Regions from separate parts of the Homo sapiens genome. Here region 2 is linked to region 1. Evidence: read pairs that join two places in POLR2A ChIA-PET (ENCODE). Cell type or tissue: OCI-LY7. All regions are shown on one strand. Links, peaks and the distances in the headings refer to the core of each region. The heading gives the core; the rest is flanking DNA.

Region 1 (2,912 bases), core at 97-2,596:
TTGAGACAGGGTCTTGCTCTGTCACCCAGACTGTAGTGCAGTGGTGCGATCATAGCTGACTGCAGCCTCAAACTCCTGGGCTCAAGCAATCTTCCTGCCTCAGCCTCCTGAGTAGCTGGGACTACAGGCACGTGCCACCAAGCCCAGCTAATTTTCTTTAACATTTTTTTTTTGCAGAGATGGGGTCTTGCTATGCTGCCCAGGCTGTTCTCAAACTCCTGGCCTCAGGCAATCCTCCTGCCCCAGCCTCCCAAAGCACTCAGATGATTATTATACATCTTCCTTGCCAGGGTTGAAAGATTTGACTACATGGGCATTATTTAATTCTGGTCCCATTTTTTTTTTTTTTTTTGAGATGGAGTTTCACTTTTGTTGCCCCGGCCAGAGTGCAATGGTGCGATCTTGGCTCACCGCAACCTCCGCCTCCCGGGTTCAAGCGATTCTCCTGCCTCAGCCTCCCAAGTAGCTGGGATTACAGGCATGCACCACCATGCCCGGCTAATTTTGTATTTTTAGTAGACACGGAGTTTCTCCATGTTTGTCAGGCTGGTCTCGAACTCCCAACCTCAGGTGATCCGCCTTCCTCGGCCTCCCAAAATGCTGGGATTACATGTGTGAGCCACTGCGCCCGGTCAGGATATGACTGTTAGAGCTTGGGACTACAAAAGCAAGTTGGAAAATTAATAAATGCAAAGTCACAAAGCCTTGGCCACGGCTGGATTGACTTTGTAGCCCAGGGAATGCTGGCTGTCCAGACACTACCCCAAAGCTCACACCTCCGAGGCCTTCTGGGAGTGCCCCCCAGAGAGGCCAGGTCCTCCTCTCCCAGTTGCTGGGCACTTGGTCACCATCAGTCTGTGCTCTGCCCTGGCTGAGGTCACTCTGGGTCTCCCACGCCTACCCCTGGTGCTGCAGAAGGGGAGACTGAGGCCCAGAGATGGGGAATGGAATGCCCCTGGCTAGGTCCCTGAGCCTCCTCCTCCCTGACTGCCCCAGAAAAGCGCCCTCATCAAGTTAGCCAACATCCGGGCAGCAGAAAAGGTTGAGGAAAAGAACTTTGGCAGCTCGCACGTCATGCAGGTCATCTACACGGACGACGCCGGCAGGCCCCAGACTGCCTACCTGCAGTGCAAGGTGCGGGGAGGGGAGCGGGTGCTGTGGGAGTGGCCTGAACACTGTGGGAGTGGCTTGGGTGCTGTGGGAGTGGCCTGGGTACTGTGGGAGTGGCATGAGCCCTGTGGGAGTGGCCTGAGCTCTATGGGAGTGGCCTGGGTGCTGTGGGAGTGCCCTGGATGCTATGGGAATGCCCTGGGTGCTGTGGGAATGGCCTGGGTGCTATGGGAGTGGCCTGAGCTCTGTGGGAGTGGCCTGGGTGCTGTGGGAGGGGCCTGAGTGGACTGGATGAGAAAAGAGTTGATTGAGCCTCTCGCCCCGCTACCAGCTACATCAGGCACCGCAGGGTGTGTCTAATCTGGGAGGTGTCAGGGACAGGTGTGTGTGTGTTGTCCAGGGGCCTGAGCCCCCAGGAGGCCATGGCCCATGTCTTTCCCTGGGCATCCATGTGTAGGTCTGTGTGTGGGCCAGTGCACAGACAGGTGCATCCCCGTGATGTGAAATTTGCACGTTGCACCCGTTTGTTGGAAACTATTTCCAGATAACTGAGATGGGGGCCAGGCACGCTGGTTCACGCGGATAATCCCAGCATTCTAGCCGGGGCAACAGAGCAAGACCCTTTCTCTAAAAAAGAAAGTCTGAGCTGGCACCTGTGTGGTTCTGTGTCTGTATCAATGCCTAATAATCAAACATTATGCTCTGTGTGGCTCTGGGTGCATGTTCTCAAGTAACCTTCTCATCTGTTCCTTCATTAACTCATTCATTCATTTATTTAAAAAATACTTACTGAGCACCTCCTAGGTTCCAGGCATGATTCTAGGTGAGGGGATACAGTGACAGATGAGGCAGAGTCCTGCCCTCATGGAGCTGATATCCCAGGGAGAAGATGGGCCAATAAATACATGTTTCAAATGTCGGCTCATGCCTGTAGTCCCAGTACTTTGGGAGGCTGAGGTGGGAGGATCACTGGAGGCCAGGAGTTTGAGAACAGCCTGGCCAATGTAGCAAGACCCCATCTCTACAAAAAAAAAAGTAGCCAGCCATGATGGCATGCACCTGTGATTCCAGCTACTTGGGAGGCTGAGGCAGGAAGATAGCCTGAACCCAGGAGTTGGAGGCTGCAGTGAACTATGATCACACCACTGCACTCCAGCCTGGGCTACAGAGTGAGACCCTGTCTCTTAAAAAAAAAAAAAAAAGCAAATTGTGATAGTGACTTGAAGGGAACCAGAAGGGACTAAGGGAGCAAGGGAGGGAAGAGAGTGGGGTATAGCAGGGAGCGGTCTGTCCTATTAAGAGTGGTCAGGGAGAATACAAAAATTAGCTGGGCGTGGTGGCGTGTGCCTGTAGTCCCAGCTACTTGGGGGGCTGAGGCAGGAGAATCACTTGAACCTGAGAGGTGGAGGTTGCAGTGAGCTGAGATCGAGCCACTGCACTCCAGCCTGGTGACAGAGCAAGACTCCATCTCAAAATAAATAAATTAATTAATTAGTAAATTAATTAAAGAGTGGTCAGGGAGGACCTCTGATGGGTGGCATTCGAGCAGGGACCTTGTAGGAGGGTGACCCAGATGTGTATCTAGGGCAGGGACATGTGGGACAAGTAGGAAGCCTGCAGCTGGAGGGGGGTTGGTTTCTTCCAGGCTTGACCGTCCTGGCCTGTGGGGAGGAAGTCACAGACCTGTCCCTCTGTGCCCTTCCCTCTAGGAGTTCCCTTTTGTGTCAGGGTCCAGAGCCACTGGGAAAAGTAGTGATATCAGGGCCACCAAATATATTTGGCGGGTTCTGGAATACCTACGA
Region 2 (2,912 bases), core at 172-2,671, 91 kb before region 1:
CTCCCAGCTGTGGAATGTCCCCTAGGATGTGCCACTGACACAAAGAGCCACACAGCTCCAAAATAGAATATTATCTAACCCACTGCTCCCTTTGCTGTCAGCAACACCTCCACCATGCTTCTCCCAGGACCCCCCTTGAACTCTCTGCTTCCTCCCTGAGGCCAAAGGAAAGACAGGAAAGGGGCCACCTTCCTGTCCTTGGGTCCCACAGAGATGTATCCTTGTAATGAAACCTACTTTATGCTTGAGTTGTATCCAGTTAGTTTCTGTGGCTTGCAATCAAGACCCACACCCACCTCAACCCAGGCTCTAGAGAGTAGACCCTTGTTTTTGCCTGGCTTGGGTCGACCTGGCACCTGCCAGGGTCCCAGCCTCTGAGTCAGCCCACCTTGCCCTCATCGGTGCCACCTCCAGGCGGCTGTACATAGACTCTGGCTTCTGCCCTGGCCTGGCCTCTGGGAACTGCAGCTGTCTGCTTCCATCCTATGTGGATGGTGCCTGAAAGTGAATAGGGATCAGTTACCAGCCCAGTATCTGTCCCCTTCTCAATAGCACTGATTCCTATGGGGAACTGCTTTTCTTGGACTATGTATGGGTTTGGTGGGAGGGTAGTTCCTGTAACCAACCCTACAGGGTGTAGGAACCTAGACTCTCAGCAACATAACAGGCAGCAGGCTCCCAAGCTAAGTCTGGCCAGCTGGGCCACCTCTCCCAGATTCTGTTTCATGAGAGCATCATCCAAGAGCAGTGGGAACACTGGGGACGGTCCAGCCTAGGACTGGTATGCAGATCAGAGAATCCCAGATAGAAGGTGATTGCTGTTCTTCCAGTTTCTTGGCCCTCCAGAGCAACCATACTTCCCATCTGCCCCAAAACCTGATCCTCCAAACTCCCACCATTTCTGTGCATCCCCAATATCTAATAGATCAACTGCCTTTCATTTACATTTGTCACAACCAAATGATACACCTGCCCTTCACCCACTACTGAACTGCAGCTGGGTTAGTCCAAATTCAGGGCCCACGTGTCATTTCAAGCCTGTCTTGAATAATGTACACCTTCCTGCAATGTGAGGATGGCCACCACCTTGGTCTTATACCCACGGGTGTCCTGAGCTACATTTCTCATAATCAAAAATAAACTCAACACATCACTCCAGCCTGAGCAACAGAGCAAGACACTAGCTCTAAAAATAAAAAATAAAAACAAACAAATGAAAAACCCAGCAAACTTGGGGAAAGAGGAAGCACCTGATTTCCAGAGTTTCCACATCATGAGATGCAAATGTCCAGTTTTCAACAACAACAACAACAACAAAAAAAAAATCACAAGGCATACAAAGAAATAGGAGACTAAGACCCACTCAAAGGAAAAGAATAAATAAGCAGAAGCCATACCAGAGGAAAACCAGATGGCTGACTTACTAGACAAATACTTTAAAACAACTGTCTTAAAGATGCTTGAAGAGCTAAAGGAAAATGTGAACAAAGTCAAGAAAGTGATGGAACAAATGGAAATTCCAATAAAGTGATAGAAAACTTTTTGGAGTTTTTTTTCTTGGTAGCAAAAAATTATGAAGCTGAAGAATACAATAAATTCCCTAGAGGGCTTCAAAGGCAGATGTAAGCAAACTTGGCCAGGTGCAGTGGCTCATGCTCATAATCCAGCACTTTGGAAGGCTGAGGCAGGAGGATTGCTTGAGCCCAGGAGTTTGAAACCAGCCTGGGCAACATAGAAAAACCCTATCTTTAAAAAAACTTATATAAAATTTAAAAATTATAAAATTTATTTAAAAAATCAGCAATTTGAAGACTGGACAGGGAAATTATCAAATTTGAGGAACAGAAAGGAAAAAGATGGAAGAAAAATAAACAGAGCCTAAGAGACCTGCGGGACACCATCAAGCAGACTAATACCCATTGTGGAAATTCCAGAAAGAAAAGAGAGTGAAGGACCAGAGAGATTATTAGGAGAAATAATGGCTGAAAATGTCTCAAATTTGATGAATGACATGAATATGAACATTCAAAAATCTCGACAAACTCCAAGTAGGAAAAACTCAAAGATACTCATACTGAGATTCATCATAATCAAACTGCTGAAAGCCAAAGACAAGGAGACAATATCAAAAGCTGCAAGAGAGAAGTGACTCATCACATACAAGGGATCTTCAAAAAGATTATCAGATATCTTGGCTGGGCACGGTGGCTCACACCTGTAATCTTAGCACTTTGGGAGGCCGAGGCAGGTGGATCACTTGAGGTCAGGAGTTTGAGACCAGCCTGGCCAACATGGCAAAAACCCATCTCCATTAAAAATACAAAGATTGGTGAGGCATGGTGGTGCATGCCTGTAATCCCAGCTACTCGGGAGGCTGAAGCAGGAGAATCACTTGAACCTGGGAGGCGGAGGGTGCACCAAGCCAAGATCGTGCCACCACTGCACTCCAGCCTGGGTGACAGAGTGTGACCTTGTTTCAAAAAAAAAAGAAAAAGAAAAAGAAAAAAAAGATCATCAGCTATCTCATCAGAAACCTCAGAGGCCAAAAGGCAGTAGATTGATATATTCAAAGTGCTAAAAGAAAAAAATAAATCTGTCAGCTGAGAATCCTGTATCTGTATCTCACTTAACCATTATTTTAAAATAAGGGAAAATGAAGACATTCCCAGATAAACACAAGCTGAGGGAGTTCATTATCACTAGATCTGCCCTGCAAAGAAAGCCAAAGAAAGCCTTTCAGGATGAAATGAAAGGATACTAGACAGTGACTCAAAGCTGAATAAAGAGGCCAGGCATAGTGGCTCACACCTGTAATCTCAGCACTTTGGGAGGCTGAGATGGGCGGATCACCTGAGGAGTTGGAGACCAGCCTGGCTAATATGGTGGAACCCCATCTCTACGAAAAATACAAA

What was found. ChIA-PET counts read pairs that join two places held together with the same protein. Peaks named below come from ENCODE experiments on the same cell type or tissue, not always from the same donor. Only the 100,000 strongest peaks of a DNase experiment are listed, where the experiment ranks them.
Region 2: POLR2A ChIA-PET joins it to region 1 with 5 read pairs; 9 of 35 experiments call an interaction of 5 or more read pairs at or near these places.

What each region holds. Positions count from the first base shown.
Region 1 is chr7:44,034,894-44,037,805 of GRCh38, reverse strand. It overlaps the pseudogene RASA4CP. Among named protein-coding and RNA genes, the nearest start is that of LINC00957, 2.7 kb to the left of the region's middle. RefSeq lists an enhancer at 923-1,422. In OCI-LY7, for the core only: no CTCF peak of the experiment used is centred there; a DNase peak (open chromatin) is centred at 1,213.
Region 2 is chr7:44,126,059-44,128,970 of GRCh38, reverse strand. No RefSeq gene overlaps it. Among named protein-coding and RNA genes, the nearest start is that of POLD2, 4.0 kb to the right of the region's middle. In OCI-LY7, for the core only: a CTCF peak has its summit at 420 (motif pointing left); DNase peaks (open chromatin) are centred at 1,030 and 1,620; H3K4me3 peaks cover 836 bases; H3K27ac peaks cover 1,285 bases.